Regions from separate parts of the Mus musculus genome. Here all the other regions are linked to region 2. Evidence: chromatin loops called from intact Hi-C (ENCODE). Cell type or tissue: heart. All regions are shown on one strand.

The links. Hi-C counts contacts between places; a loop is a spot of excess contacts. Peaks named below come from ENCODE experiments on the same cell type or tissue, not always from the same donor. Only the 100,000 strongest peaks of a DNase experiment are listed, where the experiment ranks them.
Region 1: a loop joins it to region 2, with 3 times the contacts of the local background. A loop is called at or near these places in 10 of 42 quality-filtered maps.
Region 3: a loop joins it to region 2, with 5 times the contacts of the local background. A loop is called at or near these places in 7 of 42 quality-filtered maps.
Region 4: a loop joins it to region 2, with 4 times the contacts of the local background. A loop is called at or near these places in 2 of 42 quality-filtered maps.
Region 5: it touches region 2 in a loop (3-fold over the local background); 4 of 42 quality-filtered maps call a loop at or near these places.

The regions. Positions count from the first base shown.
Region 1 is chr2:110,014,746-110,019,745 of GRCm38, forward strand. Ccdc34 (coiled-coil domain containing 34) reads left to right here and starts at 3,072. Exons shown (of 6, transcript NM_026613.4): 1 at 3,072-3,469. The coding sequence starts at 3,123. In heart, a CTCF peak has its summit at 3,014; a DNase peak (open chromatin) is centred at 3,046; H3K4me3 peaks cover 2,241 bases; H3K27ac peaks cover 1,278 bases.
Region 2 is chr2:109,887,448-109,892,447 of GRCm38, forward strand. Lin7c (lin-7 homolog C (C. elegans)) reads left to right here and starts at 3,431. Exons shown (of 5, transcript NM_011699.3): 1 at 3,431-3,474. The coding sequence starts at 3,438. In heart, a CTCF peak has its summit at 2,829 (motif pointing left); a DNase peak (open chromatin) is centred at 3,394; H3K4me3 peaks cover 2,160 bases; H3K27ac peaks cover 1,751 bases.
Region 3 is chr2:109,278,501-109,283,500 of GRCm38, forward strand. Kif18a (kinesin family member 18A) reads left to right here and starts at 2,238. Exons shown (of 17, transcript NM_139303.1): 1 at 2,238-2,393. It also overlaps a transcript of Mettl15 not described here. In heart, no CTCF peak of the experiment used is centred here; a DNase peak (open chromatin) is centred at 2,251; H3K4me3 peaks cover 2,190 bases; H3K27ac peaks cover 1,604 bases.
Region 4 is chr2:110,562,501-110,567,500 of GRCm38, forward strand. No RefSeq gene overlaps it. Among named protein-coding and RNA genes, the nearest start is that of Slc5a12, 32 kb to the right of the region's middle. In heart, a CTCF peak has its summit at 2,713 (motif pointing left); no DNase peak of the experiment used is centred here.
Region 5 is chr2:109,732,865-109,737,864 of GRCm38, forward strand. No RefSeq gene overlaps it. Among named protein-coding and RNA genes, the nearest start is that of Bdnf, 42 kb to the left of the region's middle. In heart, no CTCF peak of the experiment used is centred here; a DNase peak (open chromatin) is centred at 2,727.

The sequences.
Region 1 (5,000 bases), 130 kb after region 2:
AGTAAGTTTCAGAGCAGCTAGAGCTTTACAGAGAGATTGTGTCTCAAAAACACCCAACAAAACAAAGCAAAAACCCAAATAAAACAACAATAGAATATTAGGTAAAGTATGTGGTAAACTGTGCTAGACGTCTGATATTTAAACAAGAGTTTCTATAAAGCAATCTTGTATTTCTTATTTTATAGCTCGATGCATTACTGAGTGTACTTAGTATCACACAGTCAAATTAAAATTTGTAACTACCAAATATTAAAAGAAATGTTGAAAATAACCACTGGAAAACACAATTTTCATGCTATCTATAAAAGTCTAGGACACTATACTGAAATTTAGAAGTAAAGTTTTATCCCAAATCTAAACTATATAGTAAAAAACAAATTGTGATATTTAAGAGAATAGTAATCACTAGATCTTTACTGAAGGCAAGAATTTAACAATCTGCAAGATACTACATGCAGTGACTTTCCTAGATGCTTAAGAAAACCCTCATTTCTCAAATGAAAAGACAATTGATAAACCACAGCAAATTTCAGTAAATCCTTAAAACACTTACGAACCAAACCAGAAGCTAATTCTCTGTGTTTATTATTTTATGAGAGTGGGTGTATGGAGGTGTGCTCATGCCAGGTGGCAACTTGTCCTCCTCAGGGAGCCTATCTGCCTCATTTGGGACAGGTTCTCTCATTAGTCTGAAACTCACTGATTAGGCTAGACCATCTGATTAGCTAGAATGACTGGCCTGAGCTTGTGCCACCCCACTGCAATTTTATGTAGGTGCTGGAAATGGAACTCGGCTGCTCATGCTTCGAGGTAGGCAGTTTACTGACGGAATCATTCCCAACCCACCGCTTAGTCCATTCATCTTAGCTCTGGAGAGAGTAGTGAGTTTATGTTAAACTTGGAATGTTGGAAACTTTTATAGCAAAAAGCACGGTGTAATTACCTCACTTACACCTTTCACAAGTGTCCACGGCACACAATGAGCCTTTCATCTTCACCACATTCACTAAGCCCCTTCAGTCCTTCTGCCTCTTGCGTTATTTTGACGCAAGCTGAGACATATTTCATATGTTAATACTTAAGTATGTGCAGGAAGACATTTTTGAACCCATGTCATAAAATTGCCATAAGGATTACTGGCAAAGGAATTAGTTTTGTAATATAGTTAAATATTTTTTAAGCAAAAGTCACTCTTGCAGGGATTTTCCACGCCAATTAAAAAAAAACCCTCATATTATTAGATTGAAAATGAGTATTAAGAGGATACTGTTAGGTCCACACCCTGTAACTTAAGGGGAGAGTTAATGTATACATTTGTATAATCCTATCCATCTTGACTATTGTCTCAGTCCAAGTAATGAATAGTACTGTAAAAACAGACCACATTCAAACAGCCACAGCAGGCCATTTAACTGCCTTGTAGCCTTTAAGGCTTAATGCTCTTGGTGAACACACTGATCCTAGAGTATCAAGAACACTTTAATAAAACATGAAGAGGGTTAGGAAACTATATGATTTAACATTCCTACACTGAGAGGTTTATGATGGGGAACTCAATGTGGGATAGTGACAGAGTTCAAGATATGTCAGGTCCTGAGTGGAGCTGAGGATTAATGAATGACTATGATAGCAGGGTAGATTATTTTGGGGAGGATTAAATTAAGATCATTGCAGTTAAATAGCCTATGTAAGAATATTAAGAGGAAAACTACTGGTTCAAAGCCAGCTCCATTCCCTTCCCCAAAACCTTTAGGTTATTTTTTGGGGGAATGGAGGATCATTTTTCAAGTTCCTGTCTTTTTGAAGGTATAAGGTAGTCCAATGTCTCTGAGTTACTGACACCAAGGGTGTTTTCTGACAAAATATCTTAACCAGATATGCCAATACTGAATAACTGGAGTAAGTCACAACCATAAGCCTACTAAATCACGTTTCTTAGTTCATCGTACAGTTTTCTTCCAATGCCATTGTTTTTACTGGAAAAAAAAAAGAACAAAATAGTGCTAGCATGTCATTTATAGTCACTTTGCTTCGCTTTTGGTTGCTAGTATTTCTAACATATCTAACTGCGCTATGAAAATTCTACAGATACTCTCATTTCACTTGTGATTCTTACACTAATGTAATGTACATTAGCCAAAAGCTGCGTTTTTGTATGCAGTTTTGTGAGCATGAATAAGCAGCTCACTTTCAGTATCTGCCATCTTTTCCTTGCCGGCTTCAGTTAGATCCTCGGCCCCTAAAAGGAGAGTGCCAAGAAGTCCTAGAAAAATGCCTATTGCATCACAGTTCAAAATTTCATTTTAAAAAGAACGATGGATTTTAAGGTTGGCTCATGATTTGCTGCTCTGGTATGGACACGCTGGAGAGTGGACACAAATGCTTTGGAAGACTAGAAAGTTAACACAACCTGATAAAACCGATTGTGTTGCAGGGCAGCGGTGGCTCATGCCTTTAATCCCAGCACTTGGGAGGCAGAGGCAGGCGGATTTCTAAGTTTGAGGTAAGCCTGGTCTACATAGTGAGTTCCAGGACAGCCAGGGCTATACAGAGAAACCCTGCCTTGGCGACTGGGGGTCGGGGAACTGATTATGTTGACAGATGCTGCCCATACAGTGAGAAACTATGCCCACAGAGGATAAAGTTCTCTCCCTTAGACAAACAAAAACAAAAAAAACAACAACATAAATGAACTAAAAAATTCAATCACGAGTGCTAGATTTTTTTTTTTTTTTAGTGATCCTGAGCTTTTATGAGGAAGGGGGAATAACCATGGCTTCAGGCTTCTGCCTTTTCCTTTTAAAGGATCCGCTTTAGTGACACTGATAAGTGTCGTGCACCAAATGGCCTTCAACACCACAGCAAACACAGTACTCGGGACAGCATCAGGAATGGGCGGACGACTCGGGGAGACGCCAAGCTGAAGCTGTCAGTCAGGAACCTTCCTACCTGGACTGAGGAAGCCAAGCTCTTCCAGCCCAGACAAAGCCCCTTGCGGGCTACAAGCGTCGCTATGACAACACGGCCTAAAGCTGGCGCTGATTGGTCGGACGGCGCGCGCGGAGCCTGCTGGGAGAACGCGCCTTCGGCCTTGCTCGGGCCGTTTGAACTTGGCGGGCCTGATGCGGGCCGCTGGGCCGTGGCGGGCTGCCTCTCCGGCTCCGTGCACCCGTTACCTCGCCCGCTGCAAGCCGGGCTTCCGGCCCTCCTCGAGTTTTGTCGTCGACCTCTTAGTGGATTCCGGGGATCCAGGGCTGGAGGATGTGGCGCTGACCGAGTGCTTGTCGCCGCCGTCTCTGAGCTGCAGCAACTCCACCCTGTCCCTGTTGTCTCCCCTTGGCCACCAGAGCTTTCCGTTTGGCGCGGACGACAGTGAGGGGGAGGATGAAGAGGCCCTGGACGAAGATGCCCGTGAGTCCGAGAGCAAGGTGGAGAGCTTGGAAGGAATAGAGTTCCAGCAGCGCTCCAGGTAAACTCAAGGTTCGGCCCTCCCAGCACTTGTCAAGACTCCTTAGAGATGGCATTCAGAAGGCTTTGTTGTTACCCCGAGCCGCATAACCTCCTGTTTTCCAGCTCAAAGGCTGTGCAGCACTTGCATCCTAGGGTGCTGGGTAAATTCTTACAAATGGTCACTGATCTCCCATGATTCCTAGTTCCTTTTTCCTGAGATAGACGATTGCTGTCTCAGTTTCCATAGAAACTTACTGTACACAGTCGCAAGCACACAAAACTTGCTGCTAGGAGCCTTTAAAAGCCTCAAAAACCAGGTTGTCGACTCCAGAGCTCTTACCCATAAACTTAGCATCAAAATGTGTAGCTGGTGCTGGGTTGTAGGAAGTAGGTGCTTTAAATATAAAGAGCTGGGTACAGATGCCCAAAGGGTGCATGCATACTCTGCAGAGACAGGTTAACTGATCTGAGAGAGAACATTTAATGGAATAGTGAGTGTTCATCAAGGGGGTTAGTTAATAATGCCATCTTAATGTTTATTTACGTTGACTCATTCAGCAAACATTTACTATTTTGCCACATATTAGTGTAGGTAGAGATAAACAAGATATACAAGACTTCTATTATCAAGAAAGAAAAGCCCAAATCATTTCACAAAGAAAACTATATTAGAATACATATAGAAAGTCTACTTAGGCTAGAGAGAGCTCAGTGCTTAAGAGGGCTAACTGCTCTTGGAAAGGACCCAGGTTCGAGTCCAAGGACCTTCATCATCGGGTGGTTCACAACCACCAGTAACTCTAGTTCCAGAAAATCTGACACTGTCTCCTACTGACATCTGTATGCTTGCACTTGGTGCACATAAACTCATACCCAGTGCGTATATACTCATAAATAAAGATAAACCTTTTAAAAGGTGGGGATGCGAAGAATCTTTTTTTAAGGCCTGCCTCAAAGGCGTAGAGCTAGTACAGGCAGCCCGGGGCTTAGTACTCAGGTATCTCTTTAGGGCTTACATTTCTTTATATTATATACTTTTTACTATGGAAACTGGAACAAAGGGCCTGTCTCTGTAGGAATTTTTCTAAGACAGCTTCATTTTAGGATATATTCCTTATGGCAGCCTCAGGAAGCATTTACAAGTTTCTGATTGCCAGGCTGTGTCAGGCATAGTACAGAAGATTTAAGAAATTCCAGCTGGCAAGGCCGTGCTTTTTATATAAGTAGCAAGATAGCTCCCATTCAGTCTAAGGCACTCATTTAAGAATTAGTGAATCAAATAGGAGGTCACTCACATGGGAGGACATTTTTGTAAGGATGACAGGTGAAAGTTCACGTCGGTGAGGGTGGAAGTCACAGAGAGCAAGCTGCTTTTTCAGACTGCCAATAGCAGCAAGAAATAGGCCTTCCCTGGTTAGCCTGGTGGAATTTTGAACTAGAATTTTAGGAGTCTTTTCATAAGCACTTTTAGGACAGTGTGGATTTAACATATTTTAAAAGTAAATTTGAAGGCTTTGGTGAATACCTTCTAGTCAATATTCAAAAGACCC
Region 2 (5,000 bases):
TCTGTATGATTTTATTGAGGTGGCTTAGGTAGAATTCTCCCCTGAGCAATAGAGACTCCAAGGCCTGACACTATTACATATGCTATGTTGTACTTCCAGACAGTAGTCTAGCATGGCTGCTCTCTGAGAGGCTCAACAAGCAACTGACTGAGACAGAAGCAGATAATTACACCCAGCCAATGGTCTGAAGTCCGGGACCCCTATGGTTGAATTAGGGAAAGGCTGGAAGAAGCTGAAGAGAAGGGTGACCCTATAGGAAGACCAGCAGTCTCAACTAACCAGAACCCCTAAAATCTCTCAGACACTGAGCCACCAGGCAGCATATACTAGCTGATATGAGGCCCCCCAACACATATACAGCAGAAAACTGCCTGGTCTGGCCTCAATGAGAGAAGATGCTCCTAACCCTTGAGAAACCTGAGGCCCCAGGGAGTGGGAAGGCCTAGCAGGGTGAGGTGGGGTGGAATGGAGGTATGGTGGGAGGAGAAGAATGGGATGAGGAACTGTCAGACCTGGAAGGGGATAATGGTGGGATTATAAAAAAATTAAAGATAAATATTAAAAAGAAGAAATGTGGGTAGTCATCATCTAATCTATCTATTTGACGATCTAGATACTACAGAAGAGCATACAAAAGCAGCCTTCTCTCTTGTTAAACTGAGTCATATACTTCTGCCCTTAGCCCAGCGGTTCTGATCATGGGATCACCAAACACAAAGTAGGGCTACCCGCATTAACTTCTGTTTTTTTGTTGTTGTTTTTGTTTTTTTCTTTGTTTGTTAGTTTGTTTTTTACCTGTGGCTTTGTACTGAGACTACTACTGTCTTCTTTCTCATGCTTCCATCTTGCAGGCCACAGATCATGATATATCTTATCTTTCATGATCACTTGAAGCAATCTTTACAGTAAGTCTGTGTTCCATGATTGTACACACATGTGAGTGTACACATTCTGTTAGTTATGTTTCTCTAGAGACAATAATGAAACAAGTATTCTAGGGTCGTCTTAATTGGTTCTGTTTTCTGAGTGCTGAGACAACTGCTCTGTCACTAAGCTACATCGGCAATATAACTTCCTAATTCTGATGGAGCATGTTTCCTAGTTGCTTTTGAGAAAGTATGTATGGAAAGTAATTTTTTAGAAGAATTTATATGTTTAGTATGAAACTGTGGGGCTGGGGGTTAACCCAGGATATCAGACATGCTAGACAAATACTCAACCACTGAGCTATACCCATGCCCCCTAAAACGTCTTTCAGTATGACTTCTCTCCTGATAATTTTATCAGCTTAATAAGTTGGCTCCTTCCCTTTAAAAAAACCACACATACCTGAGAATCATAAGTCAGTGGTAGTAGCACACTGTTTATGTAGCTTAGGCTGAGGTCATACTGGATTAGAGTAGGCCCCTGGTCTCCTCCCCTGGTCTAATAGGACTGGTCTCCTTCTAAGAAAATGCTCAGACGAAAATAATAGTGAGACTGCCATGTGAGTATGAAAACAAAGACTGAGTGTGATGGTTGGCATATGTTCTGCCCAGGAAGTGGCACTATTAGAAGGTATGGCTCAGTTGAGGCAGGTGAGGCCTTGTTGGAGTAGGTGTGTCACTTGTGGGTGTGGGCTATCACAGCAACTTCCTAAGTGCCTGGAAGTCAGTCTTCCACTTGCAGCCTTCAGATGAAGATGTTGAACTCTCAGCTCCTCCTGCACCATACCAGCCTGGATGCTGCCATGCTCTTGCCTTGATGATAATGGACTGAACCTCTGAACCTGTAAGCCAGCCCCAATTAAATGTTGTCTTTGTAAGACTTGCCTTGGTCACGGTGTCTGTTTACAGCAGTAAAACCCTAACTAAGATGCTGAGTAGCACAAGTCAGGAACACCAGAGACTTCCAGAAAACTGCTAGAAAGCCAGGCAGAGACAAGGAAGGGTTCCTGTAGATTAGAAATGAACATAGTACCTTTATTCCTGACTTGTAGCTCTCAGATTTGTGAGGCAATTATCTGTGGTTTTAAAACATTCCGCTTGTTATACTTCACTATGGAAGCTCTAGAAAACAAGGAGGGAATTCTAGTTTGAGAATTATTCAATTTTCTGTAACAGTTTTATAGCTTGCAGAGTCCTTCCAGCTGTGTTAAGGAAAGAAAGTGCATCCTGTTTCAATTTCTAGTCCTTAGAAGGTGACCTTTTATTCTCTGGAAACTTTTATGGTCTTCTGCGTAAGCCTGGAATTCTGGGATTTTTTGTGTGTTTATCATCAAAGACATGGAAAAAGACTACTCCAAAGGAGCAGAAGATAGAGATAAAGCTCAGATTTGTGTAGCTTGTACAAGTCTGCAGATTCGAGTCTCTGGAAAAGTAAGTAATGTGTAACCCCAGCTCATAAGAATAGCTCCTGTCAGCCAAGAAAACCTGTGTCATTTGTATGGAGCATGAGGAAGCTTGAAGGCTACTGCCCAGTGGTGGGATTCAACTACCTAATAACAACATGTAGAAAACTGCAGTTCAACGGAAAGAATGGGTCACCTGCAACCAGCTATTAAAACAATCCTGTCGTGCAGGTGTTACAAACTTAACACTGGACTATGATCTTTGCTACCCAAATCCAAGTTTCACAAAAATTATTTCATTGAAATTAGTGACTAAAAATATTTGGGTCCACCAAGTCTTCAAGAGTGGCCCTATGAGGATCTGGAGATGACAGACAGTGCTGTTAGGAGTACTGGCTCCTTTTCCAGGGGTCCTGGGGTTAGATTCCCAACACCCACAGGGCAGGTCTCAACCATCTGTAACTCCAGTTCCAGGGGAATAGATGCCCTCTTGTGGCCTCAGGTTTGTAAATGGTGCAGATATACATAAGGGCAAAACACCCATTAATATAAAAATTCTTACAAATTACAAAATGTACCCATAAAACAAAATCTATGCTTCATCCTTCATTCACAAGCAGATTTTGAATCGGCTAACTAAAAACAATACTTCGTGTATACCAAAGCGTTCTCTCCCGGTTGTTTTTTTTCCCACCTTTCTGCTCAAAGAGAGTTTTAGATAAAATTCGAATTGTAAATTTTTTAAATTAGATCAAGCTAGGATATTAAGAATTTATAAGAGGACTCGGACATGGGGAAACCAGCCTAGACGGTCAGAGGCTGCCGTCGGTCGGGTAAGGGCCGGAACTAAGGTCCTGACTTCCCCGAGGCAGGGGACACTCGGGACATCGGTTCTTTTCAACCTCAGGTTGTTGGAAGTGGACGAGCACAGACCCACGAAAGGAGGCCACCCGTCGGTCGCAAAGCGTCCCCGGCTACCGCTCTGCGTAGTTACCCGCATCCTTCTAGCTCTCGCGTTACTACCATCCTCGCCCTTCCGCTTTCTCGGCCTGGTCCACCGCGGCCCCTCTGTCGTCACTTCCTGTGGGTCTGCACCTCCGAAGAGAAGATGGCGGCGCTGGGCGAACCTGTCCGGCTGGAAAGGGGTGAGTGCGGCGGGGGTCGCGGCCGCGGTGGGTGGGGCGGGTCGAGACTACGAACCGCTCTGCCTGCGGGCCGGAGCGGAGGCAAGGTGACCCGGACGCTGAGCCCCGGAAGCCCTCGGCGGCCTCGGCGCCGGGCGCTGCTCGCGGGGGGCGCTGGCTGGCGTTTGAAAGCTCGCCAGAGCCGGCCGTTGAGGCTGGCGGCGGGCACAGCACGGCTCAGCGGCCTGCCCACGGCTGTAGGCACGGGCGCTCCCTGGGTCCGCACCGCAGCATCGGCTTTCAGCTTCATAGACCCTAAAAGCCGAGGCCACCACGCAGCCCGGCACTGTCTACGGTCAGTGTGCGCGAACAGATCAGTGTGGCCTCTTGGCCTGGTTCTGCCACTTGGCCGACACAGACACATTCCCGCAGAAACTCCCTCGCCCCCATTTAAAACTCAGACTCCTTCAGTACTGTGACCACAGCCTCCGGGCTTTGAGTTGCTCTTTCCTAACTTTCGCACCCCTCCAGCCACGGAGAGGATGCTTACAAAAACAAAAACAAAAAACAAACAAAAAAAAAACCCTCCAACTGACTTGATCTTGGGAAGGAGATTACATAACTAGGTGGAGTAGTGATTTGATTGTAAGTCACTTTTAAGTGCCATGCAATTCCATACTCATAAACCCTACACTTGGAAACCTGGTTGGTTGATTGCTTCTTAGAGCAAACAGCCAAGAAAAACCAACCCGATTGAAGAGAAGCCTGTGAAAAGACTCTCCCAGGGTCCAGTTGCAGCTTTCCAGTATTGTACTCTGTTCTGCCCCAACTTAAATTTCAGACAACTGGAACAAGCTTTGTACAATTCGGTAGTCATAGTAACCAGAAAGTACCAGTTAAGCATTTCGAGTGCTGTTGGCAAACATCGCCTGGGATGGAGTTTGACATTGCATATATTTAGTATTCACAATTATAATCTCAATATCGTCCAAGAAGGAAATCATTTTATAAAATTTGTGTATGTAATAGAACCTCTTTCCTCACACACTGTGCTGATTATGATTCGTTTTGCTTTTTATTGTAGTGACCATGGGAGCCTTTTGTTTCTTTTTAAATAAATGAACTTGTTTGTGACAGGGTAGCTTGGGAAAGAATAAGGTAGGCTTACAGCTGTGTCATTTTCCCCTCAAGTACTACGGTGTCAATGTGCTTTGAACACATTGTTACACAGGAACAAATCTGTTGGTGTTAACCAGAAGAGTTGCAAGTTTCAAACAAGATGGCGTTCTTTTGTATCTTTAAATGAAGCACAAAATGTGGACCTTTTCCCTCTGACATCTGCTTTTTGCTGTTAGGAAGTTTTTCAGTTAAACAGTAGAAAGCTCAAAATATTGGTAGGAATGAAGTCCTAGTTGGTTTTTGCCAGTTAGCAGGATAAGCAAGGCAGTTGGTGTCAAGTCCGATTCTGATCAAGAATTCTAACAGACCTAGCATATTCTCAAAAGTTCCACAGTACAATTCCACAGCAAAATACCAGTACATATGAC
Region 3 (5,000 bases), 610 kb before region 2:
TTAAGAATTGTTTTGATGTCTGGCGAAAGTTTAAATGTAACTTTCAATTTTCTGTCTACTATAAAATAATGGCTCCATGCATCATCCAATTTCTAACCAAAGGTGGAAATTTCAACCTTCTTAACCCTGTACTTTTGGGAAGTTCCGGTCCCCTACCCCGACTCTTTAATTTTGTTAAAAAGCATGAGGTTCTCTCGTCCTGTTATTACTTCTGCCAAATTCATGAGTTGACAACTGCACAATAATAGTATTGGTTGTATTGTTAAAACCTCTCTGTTTTAACCAAATGTATGATTCCTGGAGAGTATGGATCTCATTAGTGGAACCCTGCTATCAAGCAAGTGCAATGCAGAAGTGAAATTAAATGGGTAGTATTGGGATTACATGTGGCGACACTTGTAACACTAAGAAGCCTATATAGTGTGAATGTCAAAACAAGACAAAGATGGAATGTACATGCCTACTTAGTCATTTACCAATATAATTTTTCAAGATAACAAGATAAACATATTTTCAAACTAAATTAAAATATATTATAGTCACTTGACCTAGAAAGTATTTTAAAAACAAATGGCTAATTTTGACTTGGTTTCTTTTACAAGAGAAATACTTCCCTATAAAAGTTTTTCTAACACTTCAGTTTTCTCCTAATAAAATCAAAACAATATGTTTATATCTTATAGTCTGTTTTGAGAATAAAGTAAGGTAATGTTTAAGGGGTTAAAAATATGCCTGAGACACCAAAGGTCAAGCACTATATATGGAAAGAATATTTAAAACAAAATGAACTCTCCTCATTTTTTTTTTTCGAGACAGGGTTTCTCTGTGTAGCCTTGGCTATCCTGGAACTCACCCTGTAGAGCAGGCAGGCCTTGAACTCAGAAATCTGCCTGCCTCTGCCTCCCAAGTGCTGGGATTAAAGGCGTGTGCCACCACTGCCTTGCAAACTCTCCTCATTTTTATTACCAAACCAATGTCACAAAAATGATGATGGCATTAGTTGGTACATATACTATAATAAGAAATAAGTAGTCACTTTATTGACGCACTCTCCAGGGCTCAGAAAAAATTCATAAAACAAAGAATAATGTATAATTTGCAACTCTCCTGATTTTCTTCAGTAGATTTAAGACATAATCATAATCTATGGGATTTCAACGTAAAAATGTGACTAATAGTACTCTGCACTGCTGGGTGTGGTGGCCTATGCCTTTAATCTCAGCACACAGGAAGCAGAAGCAAGAAGATCTCTATATGTTCCAGCCCATTTGTGTCTACATGGCAAGTTCCAGGCCAGCCATGACTACTGGGCAAGACCTTGTTTAAAAATATAAAATAGATTAGATAGATAGATAGATAGATAGACAATAGACAGACACATGCATAAATCCTCTGCCCTGTAACATCCTATTTTTACAGAAATCTAAACTCCAGGAGGGAAGGGATGCTGACTTCAGTGTGTACTAATATGCTCCTAAAATCTGCAAGTAAGAGTTGCTTACTAAATAGAGTCATATAAACAATAACAATGTAATTCAGATCGTACTACTAAATTTTTCTAAAGGGTTGAGAATGTCAACTGATAAAAGGCTTGCCTAGCCAACAATACAAATATAAAATACCCTGCCAATTTTTTAATATTCCCTATGTTTTTAATGCATTTTTCTTTCTAATGTATACATTCAGAAATAATGCAATCTGAAACAAGAAGCCCATGATCCAATAATGTGACTAGGCCAATATATTTAAGTGATTTTTAGTTTGTAAGGTCATACTTGGAGCATGTTAAATGCTGGCAAATAGCAAATATTTTCGCAAATACCAAATATTTTTAATCAGTAATAACGGGAGCAGGCCAGGAAACCCTGACAAAAGAAGACTTGGGACTTGTAATTAATTCACATGGAGGCACCATACCTTCCAAAGCCTGAGTCCTAATCCTTGGGAACTTGACTAATCAGAAAGGGAAAAAGGACAAAATAACCCAGGCCCTTTTACAGGCCCGCAGACTCCGCCTCTCCCCCTAAGAGAAACATCACCCAAAGCCCAGGGCACCCCAGACCCTAGGACTGTGGCAATACTAAATATCCCAGGTGGCTGCTTCCCACCTGCACCGCCGCCCGAGCTCCGCCCACCTCCGTCACGGCTGCCGGAAACGACCGCGCGCGTTGCCACGGCGACGCCCAGGAAAGTAACTTCTCCTCCGGCATCTGAGGCCCAGCCTCTGGCGCCAAACTGCGAGTCGCTCAGGAAAACGTCTGACGTGCTGACGTCATCCGAACGGCAGCCAATGAGATGGATAGCTGGGGAAGCTGGCTTGGGTTTGAATTTGTGGCTGTGTTTGGAGCGCCTGGAAGCCAACTCTGCCAAGTTGTGACGGTCACTTCTTGTAGGTGAGTGAGGTGGGCGCTGTGTCTGGGGACGCGTGGGTTGATTCGAGGGTCGCCGGAGTGGAGGATCCGGTGTCAGGCGACAAATTAGCTTTCGGCGGGCGATGCAGGTCGAGGGTCCCCTCGGTATTGCGGCTTGGAAAGACCCGGAGCTACCGAGTGTGCATGACAAGGCGAGCCTTTCTCAGCACCGAGGTTCTAGGCTTCGCCACTGAACCCCGAGGGGAAGCTGGTCCCTTTCTCAGACTTAAACTGAGGACGCTCACAGTTCAGCCTCCTAGAGCGTGAGGTTCCTTCCGGATTCCAAATTCAGAGTGTCCTGCTTGGGCTGCACATGGGAGTGTGCGACTTCTGGGCTTTACTTCATGGGAGGAGCTTTTGTGCAGAGAGGCTGTCAGGTCAGTCTGGAGCCCAGTTGTAGCCTCAAGCAAAACCGGCCCTGACTGCTCACCTGTGATGCTGAAGGTCACGGAAAAAAAGAAACAAAGACAAAAAAGTGCCAGGAGGCCAGAAAGCAGCCTCTAATCCTGCAGTTTCTGCAGCCTTTTCAGCAGGAGCTCATTTGCCTTGCCTAGTACAAAAAAAGCCAATGCTGACTGTTGCTCATTATAATATGAATGGGGATTACTGGAGTAGAACTAATTTTGTTGGTGACATCAGTCCACTTTGTCCAGTTCCTACCTTGGGTTTTGGAAGGTTTTCTTGACCTTTGATGTTAGAGAATATGAATCCCACAGAGCTAATAAATAGTACTTGCTATTGAATTCAGTGTATGAAAAGAACTATTTCAGTCAGCAGGAATGATTTGCCTTGAGAGGTATTCTCATTGAACCAGTATTTACAGATATTTAAGATTTTTTTATTTTAAAGAGCATTTTGTCCCACTGTAGTTATACTTTTCAATAGACACTATAAATTGACTATGCTGTTAATGCTATGAAAGGCAATAGAAAAACAATTGGCCCACCACCAATACTGATAATCTTCCCTCGTGTTAGTAAGGCAGTCAAATCAGTGACTGACAGAAAGGTTTAAGCCAGATAGAAACTGTAAATGAGGCAAGGTCCCTGTTCTAAACCATGTCGAATCAGAATTTTCTACCTGAGTTGGGAATAATTCGTAGCTATGTCATTGTGCTTCTATACACCTGTTTGGAAGCATTTTCTTTTTCTCAGTCATGAGATTTGGATTTGTAGCTGGGTCCGCTTTCTGTCATATTAGTAATAACATTTGGAAACATTACTAAGTTCCTCCGTATGTGAGGCAACCTTGCATAGTTATTATGCGCGTTGAATGACTTGGGTATGAAGTGTCTGCCATGGTTCCTGGCAGAGAGTAACTCATGTGAGCATCACTGTTACCACCATACTGACCTGGGGAAAGCCTTTCAATCATATTCATTAAGAATACTTACTGTATGGTATCAGAAAAACAAAAGGAAAAAAACCAAGTTACATTTCATAATTCACTCCTTCCAGGAAAAACACAGAGGTGAGCAGTGATGGGGAGTGGGGTAATAGATTCTAATCCAAACATACCAACTAAATAACAATTCACAGGAAGGGGAGTGCATGTTGGCAGACTATTAATTTATTGCTGCAGTCATTACGTGATATATGTATAATGACAGTGTATATCTAGAATGTGTAGAATCCTTAATGCCACCTAAGTATTTTTATTTTTTTTAAAGGAAGTATATAATTTTAATTTTTATGTAGAAAATTCTCAGGGCCTATACATGAGTAAATTACCTTTTGGATTCTATGTATTTTTATATACTTTTATTAATTTAATTATTATTTATATTTGAGAACTGTATAGGTTTAAAATAATAATCCTATTTGCCGTCATTTCAGCATTCTTTTTCTTCTTATATTTCCTAACATATAGATTAATCATACAATTTTGTAGCAGGAAAGGCTCTTAAATACCATTTGCTCTTTAGTTTGAATATTGCCAGTTAGAGCCCCTTCATCATCCTCTTTTATACTCAGTCTTTCAGGAATGGATCAATAGTCTACTGTAATCTATAGACTTACTTTATTCCCACCAAAAAAAATCTTACCACTGGCTCTTTTGTTTCTTCTTTAACAGCATACCATTTAAGATGGAATATGACTTAATTGATCAGGGTCTATACTGTTCTCAAAGCATTGTCCAAAAAGAATTTGCAAATCTTCATCCTATTCCACAGATAACAATTATCTGTTTCATATTAAACATGGTCTTTGTACTTGATATAGAATCAACTAGATACCAGACTTTTAGCCATGTTTGAAAAAGAAAACATCACTTTAATGTAGGAGAAGGGAATCTTTGCTTTCTGGTGCCCTAGCTAAAGAACAAAGAGGAATAGGAAATAAGATCAATCTTAAAATCTGTAGCAGGTTGAGACACAAAGTTACACTTGACATTGTACTTCTTAAAACTCCTTTAAGAGACTGTCAAAATTTCTTCTCAAGTATCACTTGAATCCTTACTGCATTTTAAAATAACTATAGAAAGTTCCAATTAGCTTTAAACTCTTTAATCCTCATTAACTATTTTAAAAGCTTGGTCCCATCCTTATTCTAATTTTATCGTTTTAAACAATGAAAGATTGACCATAAT
Region 4 (5,000 bases), 680 kb after region 2:
TCAATGGTTCCAAAACTTTATTATCATCTTTGAAATCTCCAAGGAGCCTGAGATCTAATACTTGGGGGACCAGTTAGAGTGGGACAGAGGTAATTCACTCACTTTTATTTTTGGACCGTGTTTATAGGGAATTTAATATTTCTCCAGTTTTGCTTTATCATCCCATTGTGATGCAGAAGAGGGTTTTCATTTTAAATTCTTCTGTGTTTAAAAATTCCCAATGCCTTTCATTTTAATGTCTCAATACCCCATGAAGCCTCATGCTGACATCTGTAGCTGTTTGAAGTTAAAGCGGTCTAAATGCAAGGCTCACAAAATGCTTGTCTTGATGGAGCATTAAAGCACATATTACAGGGGACTCACATGGCATCAAATGAAACATAAGACTGTAAGGCTTTCTGATGCCTCTGGAGAAAGTGTCAGTGGAGATCACAGGCATGGCTTCTATCAACAGTCAGTCACTACTCGGGAGAAATCATCTTTTCCCTTGTGTTCATGAGCCACCCATATTCAGATAGCTGGCATGTTGTCATTTTATCCATTTATTTTATTTATCAAAGAACAATATATGTGTTATCCTAGCACTTGGGAAGCTGAGGCTGGGGACTACTGAGTTCAAAGTCATGCTGGGCTATAACACAAGCACATGTGTATGTCTCTCTCTCTCTCTCTCTCTCTCTCTCTCTCTCTCTCTCTCTCTCTCTCCACACACACACACACACACACACACATATCTTACTACAAAATTATCTTACTATAAATATCTTGACATTAAACACTATCCAGTAAAAACTCAAATTATTCTTTAACCATACTCTTAAATCGCTAATCTTACAGCAGTTCTATTTCAATATATACTCTGACACATCACTGTCTGAATATACTAAATACGAAAACCATGTATTCGGGTGTTATATTTTATACCCTTGCATCTGACCACATTTCACCGGCATCATTCTGTATGATTTCTTCTCAAGCTCACAGAGGGAACCAGAAGTAGAAATAAGATTTTGCTTTTGTTAACATTCTTGTAGTCTCAGTCTTCTGGCTAATTCTACATAAAAGATACACAGTTTTCTTTGTAATGGAGATGAGAGGATCACTCCAATACTGGTATTTGTTCCTCTTCCTCCTTTATAGAACCAATGGTGAGAATGGAAAAGATTAGCTGTAGAGCAGATACAGGGTGATGATCTGAAAGTTGTTAACACAAAAGGAAAGGACTCCTGAGCCTGATGGTGAAGACCAGTTCGGTCTCTTCTGTCCCCGTTCTGCCTTCATCCAGCATCCTTTACCCAGCTCCTCCTTTGTCTCTTGTCTTCCATCCTCTGTGAATTTCATTCCCTATCCTTTTCTTTCCCACCTCCCTCTTTAAGTGTTCATTCGACTATAGCATTTTAAGAACCATGCTTGTTTGGGTACTTGATAAAACTGGTGTGGCACAAGGACACAACTGAGCACTGTAAAACTGTTTACATTTGTGTCAGATATTTTTATATAGAAAATGTATATAATACACTGTTAAGTTGTTTAATTACAGAAAAATCTATATGTGGGACAATTCCCATTTCACAAAGTAATTCTCCTGATTTGTGGCATTTTGTAAAGCAGAAAGCTGTCTTCGGTGTGGGCGAGCTTATTGTGCTGCTTTGTGCTGCTCCTTTGATTTGCTATGGTTTAAAATCTGTCCTCATTTAGTACACATTACACCTAAGATTCCGTGCTTTAAAAAAAATTAAAAAACGCCTACCAGCTGCATCTATTAAATGCAGTTATTTTGTCTTTGCCATCTTCTTAGTAAAATAAATAATGTAAAGTATACAGTAAAATCATTAGAATTATGCTAAATGAGAAAATTGAATTGAGATTTAAAACAACTCAAGGCTAAGGTAAGATTCCAATTCCTTAAAACCACAAAGGAAGCAAACACACACCGGAAGGGAAGGTTTTTGGTGAAAAGCAACAGGACTCCAAGTTGAAGTGACAGCTGTGATCAGAAGACAGCTTGTTCAGCTTCCCTTCTTGACTGAAAACTTAGTCTCATTGTAGGCTGAGATCTCCCAGGCTCAATCAGCCCAGACAGACTTATAGGCTCTGTAAATCAGTTGTGCTTTTAGCTCTTTTCAGAAAAAAGAAAGAAAGAAAGAAACAATACACACACACACACACACACAATACACACACACAATACACACACACTATACACTATATACATAGACACATATGCACATGTACACACATGCACACATACTACAATATGACTCATAGACACAAGACATAGACAAATATAGAGCTTACACTTACCACAAACGTACATATACACACATCTCTCTCTTTGTCTCCCCCCCTCTCTCTCACACACACACACATGTACACATACCACATAAATAAATACTCACCACAGACTCTTCACTCACACATACATCATAGACACATACACATATAACCATCACACGTATATCACACCATATACTAACACACACACACACATACACACACAACACACCACATACACAGAGAGAACACAAACACATGAAAATTGATTTAAATAAAAGCAAACAAACTTAAGGGGAAGTAAATTACTTCTCTCACATCTGTGGTCTTTGAATTTCTACTTTGTTCAGTTCTCCCCATCTTTAAAAACAAGACTCAGCTGAGTCCAGGGATACTATCCCGAAATTAAACATGAACAGACTGCCCCCTTGTGGTCATTTAGCTCGTGCTTCAACTGTCAGCTTAATTTTCCTCATAAATTGCAACTGGTCACATGACATTTGTTTCTGACTTCAAGAGTTAAGAGTACAAATCCTGTTGATGTATTAGAGCAGACTGGAGTCTTGCAAGCGGTTTTATGTCTTTCTTAGAAGAAAGGATCATTGTATTAGTGTGGTTCATTTCTGTCAGCTTTGCCACTAACTTTTCTGAAAGACTTACTGTCTTGAGACTGTGCAGGTCCTTACTGTACACATTTGCTGCATTCAGAGGACATTCCCCAAGTGAGAGAAAGCCTGACCACATACAGACTAGGTATTAATTAAGCTAGTAGAAAAGATATTATAAAGATGTCTTAGAGTTAAAAAAAAATGTCTGGAACACAAGTATTCCTCTATTCATTTGTTTTTTCCAGCATGTGAGAAAAACACGATGACCTGAAGGTTTCTGGGCATCACTTTTCAGTGAGGGGTGGTCCCTTAATAAAACAACCAGTAATTGGATTACTAAAAATGTAAAATTCTCAAAAATGCTTCTGATCTATCCTAATATGGGTCCCAGTGACATAGAAAGCATTATACTCACCAACTGTCACCAGTACCTTCAAGTTTCATGTTCCAGAAACAACTACAGTCTCAGCACAGATCCTAAGAACCCAGCTGTTCTGTGCAGCTGACCACCAACCCTCCTGCCCTTTTGATTTGAATGCATGGAATTGTGCTTTCTTTTGGCAATCACACACATAAGTCAGACTTTCTAAAATAGTCTGGTCGTTTGTCTTTTCAGTTATGTTTATCCTCTTGTTCTTGTTAATTCATTCCTTATCAAGCAAGCAAAAAGTAGTCAAAAATTCCTCATCCCTAAAAACTTAGGGAAAATAAGAAAGGAAAAAGAAAAGTAATAAAGTTGTGTTTTGTTCGCTTCTCTACTTCTTTCAAACTTTCGCTCTACAGAGCCATTCTTCCTTTCTGTCTTTCTTTGGCTTTGATAATGTGACTCTGATACAAGAACTCAATGGGAAACATAAAAAAAAAATGATACTATACCAAGAGCATGCCATTACTTGAAACTATAAGAGTGGAAAAGCATTCCAAAGAATGAGTCTATTTGAAAATAGAACAAAACCAAGGGTTAAAGATCAAGAATTGTCCAAACATTAGAGGTGAGCAGAGAGATCAATGTCAGTAGAAGTACTTCAGACAACACTCTAAGCCAGTGTGTCACTTTGTTTTCAGGATCTTCTAGAGAACAACAGAAAGAAGGCTGAAAATAAAATCAGATGTAAACAACAGAGAGAGAGAGAGAGAGAGAGAGAGAGAGAGAGAGAGAGAGAGAGAGAGGGAGGGAGAGAGGGGGAGAGAGAGAGAGAGAGAGAGAGAGAGAGAGAGAGAGAGAGAGAGAGAGAGAGAGAGAGAGAAGGAGAGAGAGAAGAGAGTGGGTGTTAAAGGAGAGGACTATGGGGAATCATGGAGAAGTAGAAACAATAGCAGAAGTGGTATTAATATCAACAACAATAAAGGGATGATTATTCTCATTAACCTCCAATTTTTATCCTTGATAAACTAAAAGGTAAATTATTTATTAGTATGTATGTAGCACATTTCACAGCACAGTCAAGGCTCAGAAATGTGCTGTAGGTATATAAGATGAATGGCGGGTTGTGTACTCATTGTACACAGGGACCTTTGAACTAGCTGATTTGCTTCTGTGTTCTTCTCATGGTAGCTTGCTATTTCTTTGTTGCCCAAGTGATTATAATTTGTCCCTAGTGGCATTCAAAAGTTTTACAATAATGGAAATCTGCAACTAATGGATGTGAGAAGGTGGCGGGGGGTAGTGTGTGTGGGGGGGCATCTCCAGGATGAGACAGAGAGCTGGGATAAGGGAGGCACCCAAGAATCAATGTGGGTGACTTTGACTGTAACTCACTACAATGAGGATATGGAACCTGAAGAGGTCACCCCTGTAGCCAGGCAGGAACCCCAGTGGAGTGATAGAGACACTAAGCCACCCAAAAAAATTTCAACCCAATTATTTGTCCCATCTACAAGAAATTCAGGCATGCGGGATGGAGTGAGACTGAGGGACTGGCCAACCAATAACAGGCACAATCTGAGACCCCTCCCATGGGCAAGCACCAATCCCTAACACTATTAATGATACTCTTTTATGCTAACAGTCGGTATCAATTTGTCCTCTGAGAGGACAGCAACTGTCTCTCAGAGCTGACTCAGACAAGTATAGACACCCACAGCCAAAGAGTGGATGGAGCTTGGGGACTCTATAGA
Region 5 (5,000 bases), 150 kb before region 2:
TTTTTCTAGAAAGTAAATTCCTGTTTATCCACTTTTGTGTCAGTTAAGAAGTAGCCACTCCACATACATAGGCAAATGGAACAGAAAACTACAATAAACGGTGATTCTCTGGAATTCATATTTCAAATGTTATCCATTGTCCCTAAGTGTCTGTGCCAGACAAATAGCAAGGGCTGAGGCAGCAGTAGATGGATGAATTCATGTCTCAAAGAGAAATGGAATCACTGTCACATCTCTGAAGGTGGTCAAAGAAGAGCCTGCCTCAGTCTCCTGTCGCATCTTAAACATCCATTCCATCCCTGATCACAGAAAACTCTCGAATACCATAAACATTCCTAACACCTGCATAGAGTAACTCACATCACAAAATTTATGATGGATTGGTCGCACCAATACAAAGAAACTAAGACACAAAGGAAATTTCTGCCAAAGTTCTCAGTGTTTATGAGTAATGGAGCAGGGCTAGATTTCATGTAGCCTGCATCTGCAGCCACTATCCTAACTCCTGTCAAAATTAAAAGAACATGAACGAAACTGGGAAAGTACAGGGGAGAGGGGGAGGAGAGGAGGAAAGCAAAGAGGGAGGAAGACGGAGAAGAGGAAGGGGGAGGAAAAAAGGAGAGGGGGGGGGACGGGAAACGGAGAGACTTGAGCTTCCGTCAGAAAGGAAGACCACTAATGATGCTTATTCTTTTCAACTTCAAAAGAGCACTGACTGGCTCTTTTAAGGGTTAACAGGCAAATAGGCTCATATTGCATGAAGGCCCCTCCCAAAGTGTATGCAATGCTGCTGGCTCTACGCTGAGCAACACTAGGGCAGGGTTCCCTCTACTTTAAGCCAGCTGTTTTCAATACCTAGAAATGAGACAGCTGTCATCCCTTCAACTTTGTAACAGATCTGAAAGGCTTCCTGTGAGTTGCTGGGATTGGGTAGGTGAGCGTTTTAGAACTACTTCCTAAACTCAGGAATGCTCAGTCCTCCAGAAGTCAGTGTTCTTTGAGTGGTACTTAGGACTGGCATCATGTGTAATAGGCAAGTACACTACCACTTAGCAACACATCCAGCCTGCCCAGGTCAATACTTTACAGAATTATTTAGTACTTATGGTTGGTAGAGAAGAAAAAGGACAATGGTTCGAACCCTGATAGGTCTGCAACAGTCTTGGACACCACCACCTACTATCTCTCTCCTCAGTCTTCCATATATATATCATACCTCTCTGCAAAGTTCTAACTGAATTCATATTTCACATGGTTATGTTCTGGGTGATCACTTCCAATTGACAAGAACTGACCCAAAAGATGAACTTGACTTGCTTTCCTGATTTCCCAGTTTTTCGAGAACAGGTCTGTCAGGTGGTGGAGGTTCTGACACCAAACTCAAGGTTCAGCAGACACAAAGCCTGAAAGGGTGATACATCTTCTATAGACACTAACCTCGGAGTGACATCCATGGACTTCAAACAGATGATCCAGTGAGAAGCCGGTAAAGGATGGGTGTCCTAAGTGTTAGTTAAACACCAACGAGGAAAAGAATTTGAGAACAGACTCTAATAGTACATCCTTAAGTTGTATGAGACACCAGAGTCTCTGCTTTCCATGCTCTGTAAAATATAAACCAGATGGCCATGTAATTATAGACATGGAAACTGACAACACAGGAGCCTACATAGGTTTTCTGAGTTATCACAGTTAATAAATAATATAGTCAGATTTGAGCTAATATCCCTATTGTACAAAGGCTTCAATCTTAACTTATGGCTCTCAATATTGACATGTACATTTGAGTCACACAAAGAAGCTTTAAAAGTTCTTATGCCGACCTCAAACACGGGCAAGTTAAATTAGAATCCTGACAGTGGAACCCAGGCAACTGTATTTTCCAAAAGTCTTCCCAGTGGTGGGTTCAGGGTAAAGTATTAACCAGGGTTCTGCTTCCTCTGAGTCAGCTAATGACTAAGATCATGGAATTCTAATGGTTGATCATTAGCCAAGCAGGACCCCAGGTCTAGAGTCAGCTAAGCATAAGTGCGTGCATAACCACAGCGACAAGAGACAGGCACTCTAGACGCTAGGAGCAACCTCTGGAGTCATGACGGGACACTGGAGAGTCCAGGTTAACCCTGTAGTATTGGGCCAAGGTCTATCAACTCCTGCAGGAGCCCTGAACAGGAACAATATAGGCACAAAGGCTGCAAGGAGTCTGAGTCTGCAGGTGAGGGTCCTTGGCCTAGCAGTGTAGAGAATGAAGCTACAGGAGTTCCTCACAGCCAGGTCATCAGCTGCTCTCAGCCAGTAACACACCCCAGTGTCGTTTCACTACTGCCTGGCTTACTCTGTTGGCCTCCAAAAGGCTTTAAATGGTTCAACTGGAAGAACAAAAACAATCTATCATGACTATTTGGAGGATTTTCCCTATTTTCAAAAGTGACCATTAAAATACTCTTTGCCTTTGTCTTCTGCTCCTTCAGATATTTTTGTCTGTCCCCCTCCCCTACCGTAAACTGCCAAATAGGCAGTAGTGATTGACACTTAGAAGAAAGAATAAAATCTCTGAATCCTATAACCCCTTCCTGGAGGGCTCCTTTTAGCAGCAACGCAGGACATGCCTGGCTTAGCCAGGCTAATCGAATTTGGCAGATGTACTGTGTCAGCAGGCACCAGGGTGCTAATGCCCCAGGTCAGCTGCTTGAGAGGGTAAGTGGGCAAATGCCTGGCTTCTTCCCCATGTTTTCAGAATAGGAATCCGAGTCCCAGTAATCATCTCGACTGTGGGACCAGAGGCTATTTTGGGCCATCTCTTATCCAATGGAAAGTTAGGGGCGGTGTCATTTGAAACTGCCAAGGAGCATCTGATTTCACCCTTATCCGGGACATGTCCCCAGAGGAAATGGGAGCAATGTCAAGGAGATCAAAATGCAGGTGTCAGAATTTCCCTTTGTTTGTATTTCTGGGCTCTTTTTCATCTCTTCCTTCCATTTTCAGCTTTTCTTTCCATTGCTTTGGCTAAGGTGTTCACTACAGCTCACCTGGAATATAGCAGCCTCCCAGTGGTCTCTACAAACACACACACACACACACACACACACACACACACACACACACACACACCCTGCCCCTGTGTTGTCTATGGCTTACCTCTTGCCTTTTAGGATATTATCTTTCTGAAGGTTCAATGGAAATGAGTGTGAAACTGCTTTGTATCAATCACACTGTGCAAGTCACCATACCCACTTATACACAAATGTACTCATGTGGAAAAAGACACAAGGATGCAGTCTTCCCTTGAGGGAATAAAGTCCAGTGCTTTTGCAAGGGATAAAATGGAGCGGGAGGAATGTTTTAAATCAACAGTGTTTTAAGGCAGTGTGTGTGTGTATGTGTGTGTGTGTGTGTCTCTCTCTCTCTCTGTGTGTGTGTGTGTGTGTGTGTGTGTGTGTAGCTTCAAATGAGTACCCCCCAAGCATTCATGGTGGCCTGGTCTGCTTGGTGATTGCATGTCAGAAACAAATGTAGACTGTAGCTCTAATTATGGCCATTTCTCATGGAACTAATGCTGAGAGAGGCTGTGAGGCAGAGGCAATTACTGGTATAACCAGGAGATAAATTCAGAGGACATATGCTCTCTAATATATCTTAGTGATAGATGGACAGATTATATAATCTTTCTCCATTTAACACGTGGAGTGGCTCATCATTACTGACAGAGTGCACATCAGTCACAGTGGCATTCATGACTTTTATGATATGGCTTCAGGTTATTCTCCCCATCATATACTCAAACAACTCATTACATACCTTACACTGCCCTCCCTTTCCACATCTTCCCTCTCGCTATGTGGAATCTCTATGTAATCTATGCCTTTATTTCTTTTATGCTTCCTTCCTGGATCATGAAAAGTCCTAGCCAGCTGTAACCTAACTGTGGAAGCTCCCTCCAAGACGGATGACCCTCCTTCCTCAAAAGCTATCAACTGCCAGTTAGATAGCTTCCTCAGTTAGATATAGGATCTGCAGAGTGCCTCCCCATCTACGCAGTAATTTTGGCTGGCTTTATCTTATGCAGGTGACCATAGCTGTTGTGAGTGGAGGACTACAATAGCTGGGGTGTATCTAGAAGACAGTAGTCCTCCACAGGTTCTGCACTTTCAATTCTTCTATCTGCCAATCCTGCCTGTAATGTAGTAACCCCATGTGCATCTTCTCGTAGAAAATCTTGGTGATTGACTATTTTCCATTCTCACCAAATCTATTCAAAAGCAATTCACAACAATTCGAAGTTAACCAAATGCTACAATTACTTTTCAAAATGCTCAGGATTTCATTTTCAGAAGTTTTAGACTAGCCTGATAAGCCATTGGTTTTGGTCAGAAAAAAAAAAAAAAAAAAAAAAACATCACTACATGTTCTTTTGACTCTTTTCTGCCATAGCTCTCAGCTTTGTGCTCTGCCTCCATTTTACAATAGAAGATGCTTCCACCTTCCAAAATCAGACTCAGCCCAAGGCATCTTATGCGCCATTGTGAACTTATCAAAGCAGCTTTTCAATTAATCACATCTTTCTTCACAAAGGAATCTTCTTCTTCCACCCTCATTTTTCTTTAAATGTCACATGCTACAGAACCTTGAAGACTCCCATGAGGCTTTTGGGATTCCTCCCTTGAAATAGTAACTACTTAATAGACAGTAATTATCTTTATGCTGGCCAGCACTCTTGTTTTACCACTCTTCTTCTCTTAGGTACTAGATATTTCCATTCATCTGTTTGTCTGCCACACTCCAGCCATCCACCTGTCAGAAAGCCCTCAACATGTATGTTTTAAATTGAATGTTCATAGGATAATTGAATGAACACTACATTGTGAGTATATCTGCCCCTAAATAGCCATAAAATAGCAGTACATCTCAGCAATAAAAAGAATGTATTTAAAAGCCTAAATGAATAATTCTTTTCTCTGGTTATATGTTGGTCATCTGGGTGTTTAAAAGAACACAAAAAC